Linked DNA regions of Homo sapiens: regions 2, 3 and 4 are each linked to region 1. A link is a contact called in ENCODE Hi-C or POLR2A ChIA-PET data. All regions are on one chromosome and are shown on one strand. Each heading gives the region's core, a stretch centred on a gene start or an enhancer-like site at or near the end of the contact. The rest is flanking DNA. Distances are from core to core; before and after follow the strand shown.

Region 1 (3,487 bases), core at 748-3,247:
ATCTGGACAGAGCCCTTGGCACAGTATTTGGCTCATAAGCAGCATTTAATAACTTTCTAGCTTCTAAGAAATTACCACCCAATATACAAAAATCAACACAAAATGGATCCAAAATTTAAGCTTAAGAAAAAAAAGAAATTACCCTCCATTATCTCAACTAGACTTTACATCAACCCTATGACTTGGTAGGTATTTGCCCCATTTTACAGATAAGAAAACTGAGGCACAGAGTGTCCTGTGCATCCCCCAAGATCACAAAGCCAGGTAAGGGCAGAGCCAAGGTTTGAGCCCTGGCAGCTGTGGCTGCAGAGCGATGGGCCCACCGCTCTGTTCTGGGGCCTACCCCCGGCACAGCAGACCTGAACGTCCAGGCCTTTCCAGGGCTAGCACAGAGCCTGCATAGCTGCAGTGACTACAGTAGCTGTTTCCTTTGTCCTCGTCCCCTGCAGTTTCTTTCCAGAGTCCCAAGAAGCCACACAACCCTTCAGGAGGAGATTAGCAGCAGCAGAAAACAGAAATAAGAGAAAGTTAGTTTTCTTTTTCTGGGCTAGAGGTGCCCTGCTGCGCTGGAGAGAAACTGGGAGGAGGGAAAGCTAATGCCAGCCCCAGCCCGGTTTCTGCCCGCTGCCCTTTGCAGCTCTAGGTGGAAGCACAAGCTTGCTAGGCTCGGCACGCTCAGAGCTGCAGGAAGGCGGTCAGCTCTGGCAGCCACACTGCTCCTGTCCCAAAGGGAGGACAGACCTAGAGAAGCGGCCTGATCTGCCTTCTCCACCTCCGAATCCCCCCACCACACCCACACACACACACACACACACACACGCCTTTTGCATTTATCCCGGGGTCCTCCAGAGGGACAAGGAAGGGGCTGATTCAGTGACCCCTGAGCCCCGCCTCTCAGTCCCCAGACTTCAGGCAGCCTGGGAAGCCTCCGACCTACATTCAGATGCCTAGGGGTTCTGGGAGGGGCGCTCAAAGCTCAGAGGCCTGAATTCAGCACCCTGCTCAGGCTCTTTGAGAACCGCTGACTTGAAGTGGGCCTGCTCGCTTTGCTAAACAAATATGGGTAACTCTGGTCTTCCAAAAAGAGCTCACAATTCTGTCCTCCCTGGAAGCTACAATTCAATCATCCTCTTCCAAACGTCCAAATCCCAGCTTCAGTGAGGCTATCTCACACAGCAACCTGCCTGGGAGTGACCTGCATGCAAAACTTCAAGAGTTTGAGGGAAACTTGAGGGAAACTTGCAGAAACCAGCTTGCCAAGGAAAAACGCTCCCAGTGCGTTCAATGAAAAAGCAGGCGACCCAGCTAAATGAGTAAACTGACCCAATCGGGGGGATGAAAGGGAACGTATATCTATGCAATGACAATAAATCGTGGAAAGACATATTAAAATACAAAAGCCATTTCTAGACGCAAAATCATGGATGTGTTTTATTTGCTTCTTTGTGTTTTCTGGTATTTTTACAAAACTGCACTGCAGAATGTTTGGAATCAGATGAAAAGTTCATTTCTGAGAAGCCTCCTTCTTTTCTCTTTTAAATTTTCTTCTTTTGCATTCCATTTTGGCCAGCTCGCTTGAACTCTGCGTTCAAACGCCTTTCTCTCCCAAGCAAAAGCTCCAGGAGGAATCTTCTGGAGCAAAGTTAGAACCGCAGGGAAGCTTGAAAAGAGGAAACAGACCAGCCTGGCCGGTGGAGGTTAAATTAAACTACAGTTCTCTAGCAGGCCTCGGGCTTGGTCAGGAGCTATTGGTAAGACGGCAGAAACGGAGTACAGGCCAATAAACAAATCAAAACAAAAACAAGAAGCAAAGAAAGAAAGAAACATGTTTTAAGAAGAATAAAGTCATTAGGTGGCAAGGGGCCTCTGCAGGACCATCCAGGCCAGGGAGAAAAACACCACCAAGGACCCAAACTTCTTTCACTGGGGAGCTGCAAGCAGGAGGCGCTGGCTCTGAGCAGTGGCTTTGTGCTTCGGGCAGAACCGGCCGCGAGGGCTGCGCCCCACCAGCCGCGCGCCGGGAGGGCGGACGCGCCGGGCACAGCCAGGCGCCGGGGGTGACCGCGGCAGCACCGGCCCGGCGGCTGGAAGCAGACGCGCCGCTCCGCCCGCGCCCGCGCCCGGTGGAGCCACAGCGCCATCAAGTGGCCACTCGGCGAACGGCCGCACGGGGAAGCGGCTCAGGCCCAGGGAAGAGGTCCAGGGTTCCCAGCCGCAACTGTCCCTGGGGAAGGGTCTGGACCTGCCAAGCTGCCACTCCAGGGCCTGAGGCAGGAGCCTGCAGACGGACACCAGCTGTCCAGGCGCACTCCACCACCCAGGGCTGCCCCAGAGGATGTTCGGGAATCCTGTCTCCTCCTTCGGGAGAGAGGTTACTTTTGCAGTCCCAGGCCCATTCTCTTCTCCAGCAACTTGCTCACAGTTTAAAAGGTTTGGTTCTCAGAGAGTGGCGCCAGAGCAAAGGGGGCATCTCGCTGCTCTGGGGCATCCTGCAGGGGATGGCGCAGATCTGGGGTCCATGTCTGTGAGCGGACACCATTGGAACATGTGTCTAGAGAATCTGGGCGGGATCACTGCCCACAGCCCTTCAAGGCCCACAAACCTACAACACATCTCTCCTGGAAACAGCACGTGATCCCATATGCCCCCTGGTCTTTGGGTACAAATTATGGGGTGACTCAAGAAGAGAGCACGTGATATGGTTTGGCTGTTTGTTCCCTCCAAATCTCATACTGAAATGTGATCTCCGGTGTTGGAGGTGGGCCTAGTGGGAGGTGTTCGGATCATGGGGGTGGATTCCTCATGAATGGTTTGGTGCTATCTTCACAGTAACGAGTGAGTTCTCACTAGAACAGTTCATGTGAGCTTGGCATGGTGGCTCACACCTGTAATCCCAGTACTTTGGGAGGCCACGTCAGGTGGATCCCTGGAGGTCAGAAGTTCGAAACCAGCCTGGCCAACATGGTGAAACCCCATCTCTATTAAAAATACAAAAAAATTAGTTGGGCGCGGTGGCACGCACCTGTAGTCCCAGCTACTCGAGAGGCTTGAGGCAGGAGAACTGGTTGAACTTGGGAGATAGAGGTTGCAGTGAGCCAAGACTGTGCCGCTGCACTCTAGCCTGGGTGACAGAGCAAGACTCCATCTCAAAAAAAAAAAAAAAAAAAGAAAGAAAGAAAAGAGTTCATGTGAGATGTGATTGTTTAAAAGGGCCTGGTACCTTCCCCCATCTCTTGCTTTCCCTCTTGCCATGTAACATGCTGGTTCCCGTTTACCTTCTGCCATGATTGGAAGCTTCCTGGGGCCTCACCGGAAGCCAAGCAGATGCCAGGGCCATGCTTCCTGTACAGCCTGCTGAACCCTGAGCCAAATAAACCTCTTTTCATTACAAACTACCTAGGCTCAGATAGTCCTTTATAGCAATGCAAATGGACTAACACACCCCATGATCTCCATCCACAAACCACTGGAGGAACCCAACACAGCA
Region 2 (3,170 bases), core at 194-2,693, 350 kb before region 1:
GGAAATCTTGGCACTGAATACAAACAGCCAGTCCTCACTCTGACATTGTCAGCCAACGAGGGGTCTCCCAGTGTGGGAATGCTGCCCTGAGGGTGTTGCAAGACCCCCCATCTTCTCTGCTCAGCCCCTCTCAGCTCCACACTTTATTTTCCAGGACTGACCTTCTTGTAACTCTCATGCAATTGCTCCCTTTGGGACTCTTCTAGAAACACATTGATAAGGGACGAGAGGATGAGAAGATGGAAAACAAGCCCAGGAAGAATATCTGGCTCATTTTTTCCTTTGCCGATCAAGTAACAATTTATGCCTGGTCAGGACAGACAGCAGATTTTATTTATTTTGCTAGCCTCCTACCCTATTCCCATCCCAGGGGTGGGGCGGGGTGGGCTGATATTTTCTTTCAAGGCTATACTAAAAATTCCAGCCTCCCTCCTGATTCTAACCCCAGGATTACCATTTCAGGCAGGCAGGACCTCCTTGTCATTCAGAAGACAGCTCCCGAAGCCAGCCTCTCCCCACTGCAATTTGGAGCAGCCTTGAAGCATTTAGAGGCCCAGGGGTCGGGGGAGGTACAAGATGTTCTCTTTTTCTCTCCTATCTCTCAAATGTGTTGCTTCAAGACTGCAGTTGTTTCTTTTTAGCAGAACATCGCTGACGAAACTCCTGATTGTCCCCTGGTGTTATCACTCCCTGTCACATAATAAGCCCTAATCTTTCTCCAGAAGTAAAACTGTTTCCATGCCCGATCCCTTAGCTGGTGGTTTTTTTGGAATCCCTCCAGAGAGTGGGAGTAGAGGTTCAGAGGGAAAGATGATAAAGCCTGGAAAATCCGCTGCCTGGGACCTTGAGGGTTAAGTCAGCCCAGATTTGGGAGAAGAAGATTGGCATTCCCCTGATCCCAGATGGAGAATACTAAATAACTCCCTTCAGCAAGTCAACTTGTTTGGTTATCTTGGAGTGTGGATTGGGGCTAACTCATCCTGGCCAGTCCTTCCGGATGTAGCCTTGCTCAAAATCAAGCCTTTTCCAGGAGTCTTGTTCTCTGGGGCTGCCTCCTCCCAGGCTGATAAAGAGTTTCATCATGGATGATTCAAGAGGTTGAGATGCAAGCTGTGGTGATAGCTAACGATGCCTCTAGCCCAGCTGACCTCACTTTCTAGCTGTTGACAGGTTCAGTCAGGCTGGCCAAACAGCTTCCAACCAGGCCAAGACAAATGGTCTCGGGCTTTCGCACCCCCTTATCCCTCCAAGTCCTTCTTCTGGATGGCAGTTCACCTCTGAGAGTCCCTGCAGATCATCTGGAGTCCACCCCTTCTCCCATAGGCAAATGCATAGACCAGGATAAATAAGACTGCTCCTATTTTCCATGCCCCACGTCATGATGATCTCGTCAGAGGCTGGCATCACCCTCTGGTCCCTCCTTACTTCTTCCCAGAGTCTCTCCTTCCCACTCGAACTGTTCCGGACCTGAGTAGGTGGTTTGGAGTCCTGACTCACTTTAAAAAGCATGCAGTAGGCCCAATCATCTTGTGTGTGTGCAGAGAAGACTTTAAACTAGTTCTCACACACACACACACACACACACACACACACAGAGACACCCCCACACACACAGTGCCTCCAGCCTCTTCTCCAGCCAGGGATATGATGGGAAATGGAGGCCTCTTTATCATCCACGCAGTGGGTAGCATTGAGGGCCTCCAGCTCCTGGGGACCACTCAACTCCTCAGATCCTGAATACAGGACTGGAAGAGAAAAGAGATAACAGGCAAATCTGAAGTCTCCATGCAGTGACCAGACAGGCTGGCTCAGACAGGACACAGCGTTTTCTCCATGACTTCTAGAGTTAAGCATCACTCTGGAAACACTGGAAGGAACAGGAAATGCTGGGGACATGTGGGGAGGAATCATACCCCCTTTCACCCACACAGCCTATTTGTCGGGACCAGGGCTCCAACCAATGTGAAGCTTGGGTTGTATCCACACTGGGCTCAAGGCTGAGGCTGAAGCGGCGCCAGCTGCTCGTGTGGCAATTCGGTCCACAGAGTTAAACCCCAGGGCCTTCATAATAATCATGAATCACACTCCCTGACTGCTGCATGACACTCTGCAGTTCTTAAAATGCTTCTTACATACATTGTTCAGTCCTCATGCCTTGCCTGTGAATGAGGCATTATGACCCCTTTTTCTTTTACAGAGATGGAAACTCAGCTTAGTAAAGGGCAGAAGGAGGATACAAACCTGGAACCTCCAGCTCCAGATCCTTCGATCCTCCCCTGCAGAGGGAATTTAACTGTACTTGAGAATGGATAACGCTTTACTGACATGGGGAAATGAAGCCTTCTAGGCACAAAGATGAGGTCAACAAAGGCAAGGGGCAAAACAGTGGAGGATGTTTTCTTTTAAGATTTGTGTGTGTGTGTGTGATGGAGTTTCCCTCTTGTTGCCCAGGTTGGAATGCAATGGGGCAATCTTGGCTCACCACAACTTCTGCCTCTCAGGTTCAAGCGATTCTCCTGACTCAGCCTCCCGGGTAGCTGGGATTATAGGCGCCTGCCACCACGCCCGGCTAATTTTTTTATTTTTAGTAGAGACAGGGTTTCACTATGTTGACCAGGCTGGGTCTCGAACTCCTAGCCTCAAGTGATCCGCCCACCTTGGCCTCCCAAAGTGCTGGGATTACAAGCATGAGCCACCGCGCCTGGTCTTCTTTTAAGAATTTTTTAAAATTGTTTTGCAGCCGAGCTCTGTGATTCGCACCTGTAATCCCATACTTTGGGAAGCCAAGGCGGGTGGATCGCTTGTGCCCAGGATTTTGAGACCAGCCAAGGCAACATGGTGAAACCCCATCTCCACAAAAAATACAACAATTAGCAGGGTGTAGTAGTGTACCCCTGTAATCCCAGCTATTTGGGAGGCTATGGTAGGAGATTGCTTGAGCCCAGGAAGTTGAGGCTGCAGTGAGCCATGATTGTGCCACTGTATTCAGCCTGGGCAACAAAGCAAGACCCTGTCTCAAAACAAATAAATAAATTGCTTTGCCTCAGCACATTGTAAATTTTTTTTTTTTTTTTAGACGGAGTTTCGCTCTTGTTGCACAGCTGGAGTGCAATGGTGCGATCTCGACTCACCACAACCTCTGCCTCCTGGGTTCAAGCGATTCTCCTGCC
Region 3 (3,158 bases), core at 1-2,500, 360 kb before region 1:
ATCAGGAAGAGGACAGTTTGCATAATGAAAAATCAAGGAAGGCGGTTATTCATGTACTTAAGCTTCGACAACTTCTAGTAATTATTTTCAGGGAGGCTGCATTTCTTTCAGCTGCTAAGGACAGTACCTAGGAGGCTGTGAAGAACAAGCTGATGGTTTCAGATTTAGACACACATTGGGCCGCAGCGGCAAGCGCCCAGTAGGTCCTCAATCTTGTAAATACGGTTACATTTGTCATCCCTGACCCTCACAATGTGATTTGCATAGTGTCTTGGACCAAATATTTGTAGGATTGCTGGGATGTGTTTCTCATTTCAGTGGCATGGAAAGTTGTCCTAAGAAAGGCTGGAATAACCTGTGGTCTCTGGATGAAAAATAAGGAAACTGGGGTCCCAGGAAGTAAGAGTTCCTATCTGAAGTCATTCCCTGAGTTAGTGCAAGAGCCCGAAGCCAGGGAAACCCCAGCTCTCTTTCAGCATCACGTGCCATTCAGCTAAATTCTCAGGGCCCAGGACAGCCTTCTGTCACCCACGGGCTAAAGTCATCAGGAAAGCAAATAAGGATCCACAGTTAGAAGAAGAAAAATGTTTCCGCCCACCCTAACCCTTCCGCACCACCTGTCACCTGAAAACCCAAAACTCAGAACTGCCCCGAGACACATCCAGCCAGAATCCAGAGAGACCTTTGAGGCTGGGGCTGGGCCCACTCACCTCTCATGAGGAGGCAAAAGCAAATGCTTCTCCTCCCAGGGCTGACCAAGGCAGTGGGTGGACAAGCCTGGGCCAAGGCAAACAGGGACATGGCACCTGAAGGCACTATTGACAAACTGGGTGTGTTAATGGACCAAGTGGGGCTAGAATGGGAAGGATGGATTCTCCGAGGCTGCACAGAGAGTGCAGGAGAGAAAAGAACTTCCAAACTGTCTCCTTTAGCCTTGGCTACCCCTGGAGAAAGCCCAGGTGTTTCACCTCCCTCCCTCCCTCCCTGCTTCTCTGCCTTTGCTCTGAGAGCCGGGCCTTCCTGCAGGCTGGCTGTTTAACGAGGCAGGTTGAGAATTTTCAGCCTCTAACTCATGTGTTCTAATCCTATTAAATATGCACCGGCTTCAAAACTCAGCTTTTTAAAAACTTGCTTCCCCACCCCCAGCACCACCCCCTGTCCCCCCAACCTCGCCTCACTTAGTCCCACTTGCTCCATTCCAGCTTGAAAAGCCATTGCTCAGTTGTTGGCAGGGGTCCCACCAGCGTTTTTGCAAGGATTTGGGCTGTGATTCAGCTACCTGCAGCTGTTCCCCAGTTACCACCCACGTAAAGGAATTTCTGATATTAAAACGGGTGACAAACTTCCTCCCCCCTTCCCCCAACACATTAGTTTGATTGACATCCACAGGCCAAGTGGCCAAGTTCACCGTCACTTGGTTCTCCCTATTCACTTAATAATACATTTAATTCCACCCACCAGCCACTCCTCCCCGTGCTTTATACACACTGCCTTCTCACCCTGAAGAGCGTCCTCTGATAAGACCATCGAAATACCATTTGGGGATATTTAAAAACAATCTACTGAATCTTTCTAGAACTAAATTTTGTTCTCCCTTTATCATCTAATTAAATCTTCCCACCACTGCAAAAAATCCTCCTAATCCCCCCCCTCCCCCGGCCTTGTGTAATGTCATCAAATGGGAGTGGAGAGAGGCAAGGAAAGAGAGCGGGCTGAAGTTGAAGATCCAAGTTCAGATAGTTCCATGGAGCTTTTCAGAGCCGAGGCTGGAGGCCACCTGCTTCTCTCCAACTGTGCAGAGATGCCAGGGTGTTCGTGTTGACCAGATGGAATTGTCTCCAGCAGAGCATACTGAACCAGTATCCACAAAGCTGGGCACAGACCTGAGCTTCCCGGCTTCAGCTACTTTCTTTTGTGTGTGTGTTGGGGTTGGCACGGGGGGAAAATGGGGTGGATGTGCAAACAGTGCAGATGGCCCTGGAAGTCGATGGCCCTGCAAGTCAACTGCCCATCCTCCTTCTGGCAGAAGTCCCATCTCAGCCTGGGCTCATCAACTATATGCTTCCTTTCAAAGGAGGATGCAATAGAAACCAACCTAACACCAACAAAAGCCTCAACAGTTAGCATTCAAGGTACCTACCTTAAGAGTGGACATTCAAAAGGAGGCTTTTGAGCAATGACCAAGCTGGAGCCCCTGGATACCAGGCCCTGGCTTTCTCTGAGTTTCTCCCATTTGGTTTGGCAGATACTCTGCGGGGGAACAATAGCAACGGCCCCACCAGTCCCATCAACCCCAAGGCCGCGTCCCCTTGCTTCTGGGCAGTAGCCAGTAATGTGATCCTTCAAGGCAGTGCCAAACCCCCTGTTGGGAATTCAGCCAATCTTGGGGCTCTTCAGGGAAGAAAAATTCCTTTCCCTGACCTCTGCAGGTGATCGGATTGAGGTCCCTGCAGCTTGAAATTTGATTTGATCTTTGATCTCTGCTTGCACAGCTGCAATGGTTATTATGCTCCATAAAGTGTCCCGGAGCCCTTCCTTGCTCACCTGCCCTCCATAGTGAGTGCTTGGGGCCAGGTATTCCTGAGCAGGGGAAGAATATTACTTCTCTGTTTTTCTCATCCTGCACTCCCTTCATTTCAGTCGTGCCTTCTCATTCCCCTCATTCCCAGGACTTAACCCCAAATTCCAAGACCGTGGACATTTTCAAGTCCTTCTAAATGAGAGCATGTGGTTTCATTAAAAAAAAAAAGTACTGTGTGTTAAGAGCCAACTATTTAACCAAGGTCATAGTCCCAGAATGCCGCATGTGTCTAAAGAAGTCTTGTAGAAGTGTGGTCCTCAAAGTAAGTTTTTCTGGGTTTAGTTCACTTCCCTGTCATGGTGAGATCATTCTGGGGCAGGGAGATATGTATAAGGAAGCAAGTTTAATATGGTTCATCAGACCTATTTCTATTTTATTGGCAGCAAGTGACATAATAATAGATACTTACTGAAAGCGAACTATATTTTGGATATCATGCTAATTATCTGCATGGACGCTTTTAAGCTTCCCAAACTCTAAGAAGAATGTACTATTATCTTACCTCATTTTACAGATGAGGAAACTGAAATTTAGAGGGGTTTAAGTAGCTGGTTTAAGATTACACAAGCAGTGAGCA
Region 4 (3,279 bases), core at 216-2,715, 480 kb before region 1:
AGCTGTTCTGGCAAGTTCTATCCCTCTTAGACCTCAGTTTAAGCAAGGAGGCAGTCCAGTGGGGAGAGAGAGCCTATCTGAAAGCCATGTTGTCAATCCCAACCAAGCTTACTGGCTGTACCTCCTTGGGTAAAGGGCATTTAATATCAGAGCCCAGGGTTTGAACTGTGTGCCCACTTCAGCCACTGCATCCCTGGCCAGAGTAATCAAATTCAATAGACTAATAACTATGGCAGAGTCAAGGTCCTACAGCATCATTGATTAGAGTGCTGGTTTTCATACTTTTTTTCAGAATAGCAAAACTCTATGTTTTCCAGCAAAATTCTATTTGAAACAGTAAAATACAACTCACAGAAAATGAAAAGTTTCTGTAGTTGAATGGGAATGGTGGGATGACAGTGGTTGGTTACTCCTGTTGGCTTCTCATGGGGACCCTTAAGCACCCCCAAAGAACCATCATCTCCTTGGGGCCCTTTAAAAAAAACCTCACCTTAGCATTTAATGCTATTGAGGGGAGTATGTGTGTTTGTGTTGTAAGACTATGTATGCCTGTGTATGTGTGTACGTGTGTGTGTGTATTGAGGGGGCAGAGGATTCTACGTTCTATATTAATATGGTTCTCCTCCTAAAGCCTGGAGAAGATATCTTAGAATATCCTGCCACTGGTTATAAGAGAGCAAAGAGAACAAGTCGGAGCCCTTTGGGAGAACTGGGTGAAAAAAATATACAGCTCCAAGCATACACCCTACCACAGCAAAGCAACTGGTGAATCTGCATCCATAATAATGGTTAACAGTACTGCTGGTTAAGAGGCAGGCACTGCTCTGAGCACTTCAAGTGTCTTAGGGTTTTAAATGTTCTACCATATCCCTTTGAGACAGCTGCTGTCATCATCATGACTGTGACTGAAAAATCGATGCATAAAGAGGTTAGGTAACATTCTCAAGCTTTTACTGCTTGTAAGTGGTGAAGCTGGGCACAGATCCATGGAGGCTCAGGGTCAGACGCATACCCTGTGATATCTCCAGATGGGGAAGGCAGCAGCCAATCCCACCTCTGAGGGAGCCTCTACCCAATCCCAGTCCTGGTTCTGAGCGTGTCCTGGGATGGAAGTTGCAATCCCCTTGGGGGTCTCCAGTTTACTGTGGATGGGGGTTATGAACCCATGACTTGCTGACTTCTGGCCAGGACCTGGCATTTGCATTTTTCACTGAGCCCCACAAATGATGTGGGCCTGGCCCTGGTTGAAATACAAACCCAGACACCTCAAGTCCAGAGATGGAGCTACCAATCAAAGTGCAAGACACCTTGCTCTTCAATCCCTAAGAGCCAGCACCTTTTTATTATGCCTTCAGCTGTTCAAAGAGCTCCTTACTCCAGCATTGGTGGACTCCTCCTTCAAAGCTCACATGACAAGAAGAGGAAATGTGTGTGACTGGTCACCAGAAGGCCCCAGGGTTTGTCATGCGCTCATCCCACAGGAAGAGGGATTTTCCATTCCCTCCAGGTGTCTTATGCTCACCTTGTATTTTCTTCAGGTTCTCTTAATCATTATTCTAAGAGCACTAATTAGGGTAAAATTTCCCCCAAAGGATAAAGGGCCAGGTTCCCCAGACTTATGAAATAGCCTATAATGTTGGAGATTACTCCAGTGAAAGAAAAAGCCTAGGCAAAGAGCCAGTATCAGTTCCTTAAGGAATCCCTTTTCCTGAGAGTCCCAACTTCCTAGAATCCTGAGACATGTTCCAATGTTTTCTTGGGATGACTAACGTATAACTCCCCAAAGGGTAGGAGCTCTGCTTAACTCACAAGTTACTGGCACAGGACCATGCCTTGCAAATGACAGATACTTTGTAAGTATTTAGGGCATTGGCGTTTTTGTGGGAGGGGGGCTTCGTGGATATTTTGTAGGTTTGTTTTTTTGTTTTTAGAGATGGGATCTTTTTCACCCAGGCTGGAGTGCAGTAATGGGATCTTAACTCACTGCAGCCTTGAATTCCTGGGCCTAAGGGATCCTCCCACCTCAGCCTCCTGAGTACCTGGGACTACAGACACGTGTCAGTACACCTGGGCACTGGCGTTTTTGAATGGACCTAATTCATACACTGATATTGGACTTATTAACTCTGTCACTGGCACCTGTATCATCTTTAGGTCTAGATTTTTAGAGTTAAGATTGAGGAGGAAAATCTGCATCCTTTCTCTGGTCTGTTTCTTCCCTTTTTATCAGTCTCTGCAATAACCAATAGCAAACAAGCCAGGGCCCCTTGGCTCTTTAACAAGGCCAAACAGGTGTGAGAGATTAGCTCCCTGGATGGAGCCTCTGTCCAACAAAACAATGTCAAATTCCCCCCTAATAAAGTCCAGAGCTGTAAGCAATTCCCCCTTGTTATTAAGCAGGAAAGAAAATACAGCCGGCTCCTTCCCAATTAGCTTGGAGGACCCTCCAATGAGCTGAATTTAAACCAGAGAACTGCCATGATCTGGCTTCCACCATAAATAGGGCCTGCCTTCTCCCAAGAATGAAAACTCACTGGCCCAAGCTCCCAGCCTTCTTGGCACGATGGGGCAGACAGCCCCCAACCCCCCACCCCAATATCCATGGGCTGTCTCTGCCTCTGATTCAAACCATCTTTACAACTCCCTGCCAAATCCCTTACTTTGATTTTCCATATGGAGGCTTGGTCTCATTTGCCAGGTTGGTGTTTATAAGGATGGGTTTTTTGACAGTTTCGCTGTCGGTGAAACAGAGGATGGGACCCCACCCCTTGAACATGAATCACTTTCTTGTCATCCAAAAAAGAGTGAAAGATCAACATTCTGAAGCAATAACAACAACAAAATAGAAACCCCAGAGGTATCTAGCAATGGGAACGTCTCGTCTTTCCTTCCCTCCCCGCATCCTCCACCTCAAACTAATAGGCCATGGAGTGGAAAATAGACTCCAAGGTGCTTCAAAAAATGGCCCATCACTCTGTTACCTCATGTTTACACATGGGGTACATAAACGCAGACTGTAAAAGTCACCTGATGGTTTCCCCCACGCCATCTTAGACAGTGGTCAGAGGGAATCTCTTTCAATCTTGAACATCTTACCTGAATAGGGAATGTTTAAACATTCTTCATCTCAGTAAATATTATGATGGCCAGGCTATGCCCTAAGACTTTAAAGCATTGTATTGGTCTGTTCTCACGCTATTAATAAAGACATACCCGAGATTGAGCAATTTATGAAGGAAACAGGTTTAATTGACTCACAGTTCCACATAGCTGGGGAGG

Evidence for each region. Hi-C counts contacts between places; a loop is a spot of excess contacts on that map. ChIA-PET counts read pairs that join two places held with the same protein, here RNA polymerase II (POLR2A). Pooled maps may share reads with other maps.
Region 2: a loop to region 1 is called in a map of heart left ventricle, with 3 times the contacts of the local background. The contact joins two enhancer-like sites. A Hi-C loop is called at or near these places in 1 of 168 maps with a recorded cell type or tissue (heart left ventricle), 2 of 37 single-sample maps with no recorded cell type and 4 of 50 pooled maps.
Region 3: a pooled map shows a loop between it and region 1 (3-fold over the local background). The contact joins two enhancer-like sites. A Hi-C loop is called at or near these places in 1 of 37 single-sample maps with no recorded cell type and 2 of 50 pooled maps. POLR2A ChIA-PET finds 5 or more read pairs at or near these places in 1 of 52 experiments (naive thymus-derived CD4-positive, alpha-beta T cell).
Region 4: a pooled map shows a loop between it and region 1 (2.1-fold over the local background). The contact joins two enhancer-like sites. A Hi-C loop is called at or near these places in 3 of 50 pooled maps. POLR2A ChIA-PET finds 5 or more read pairs at or near these places in 2 of 52 experiments (GM10248 and H1).

Annotation. Positions count from the first base shown.
Region 1 is chr17:72,538,370-72,541,856 of GRCh38, forward strand. All of the region lies in intron 1 of LINC00673 (long intergenic non-protein coding RNA 673), which reads right to left. Among named protein-coding and RNA genes, the nearest start is that of LINC00673, 53 kb to the right of the region's middle. RefSeq lists a silencer at 1,984-2,233. Within about 2 kb of position 1,998, at least 12 of the 41 ENCODE cell types and tissues checked have a DNase peak (open chromatin) inside an H3K27ac peak, as active enhancers do.
Region 2 is chr17:72,191,553-72,194,722 of GRCh38, forward strand. No RefSeq gene overlaps it. Among named protein-coding and RNA genes, the nearest start is that of SOX9, 72 kb to the left of the region's middle. Within about 2 kb of position 1,444, at least 6 of the 41 ENCODE cell types and tissues checked have a DNase peak (open chromatin) inside an H3K27ac peak, as active enhancers do.
Region 3 is chr17:72,174,686-72,177,843 of GRCh38, forward strand. No RefSeq gene overlaps it. Among named protein-coding and RNA genes, the nearest start is that of SOX9, 55 kb to the left of the region's middle. Within about 2 kb of position 1,251, at least 3 of the 41 ENCODE cell types and tissues checked have a DNase peak (open chromatin) inside an H3K27ac peak, as active enhancers do.
Region 4 is chr17:72,062,511-72,065,789 of GRCh38, forward strand. No RefSeq gene overlaps it. Among named protein-coding and RNA genes, the nearest start is that of LINC02097, 8.2 kb to the right of the region's middle. Within about 2 kb of position 1,466, at least 2 of the 41 ENCODE cell types and tissues checked have a DNase peak (open chromatin) inside an H3K27ac peak, as active enhancers do.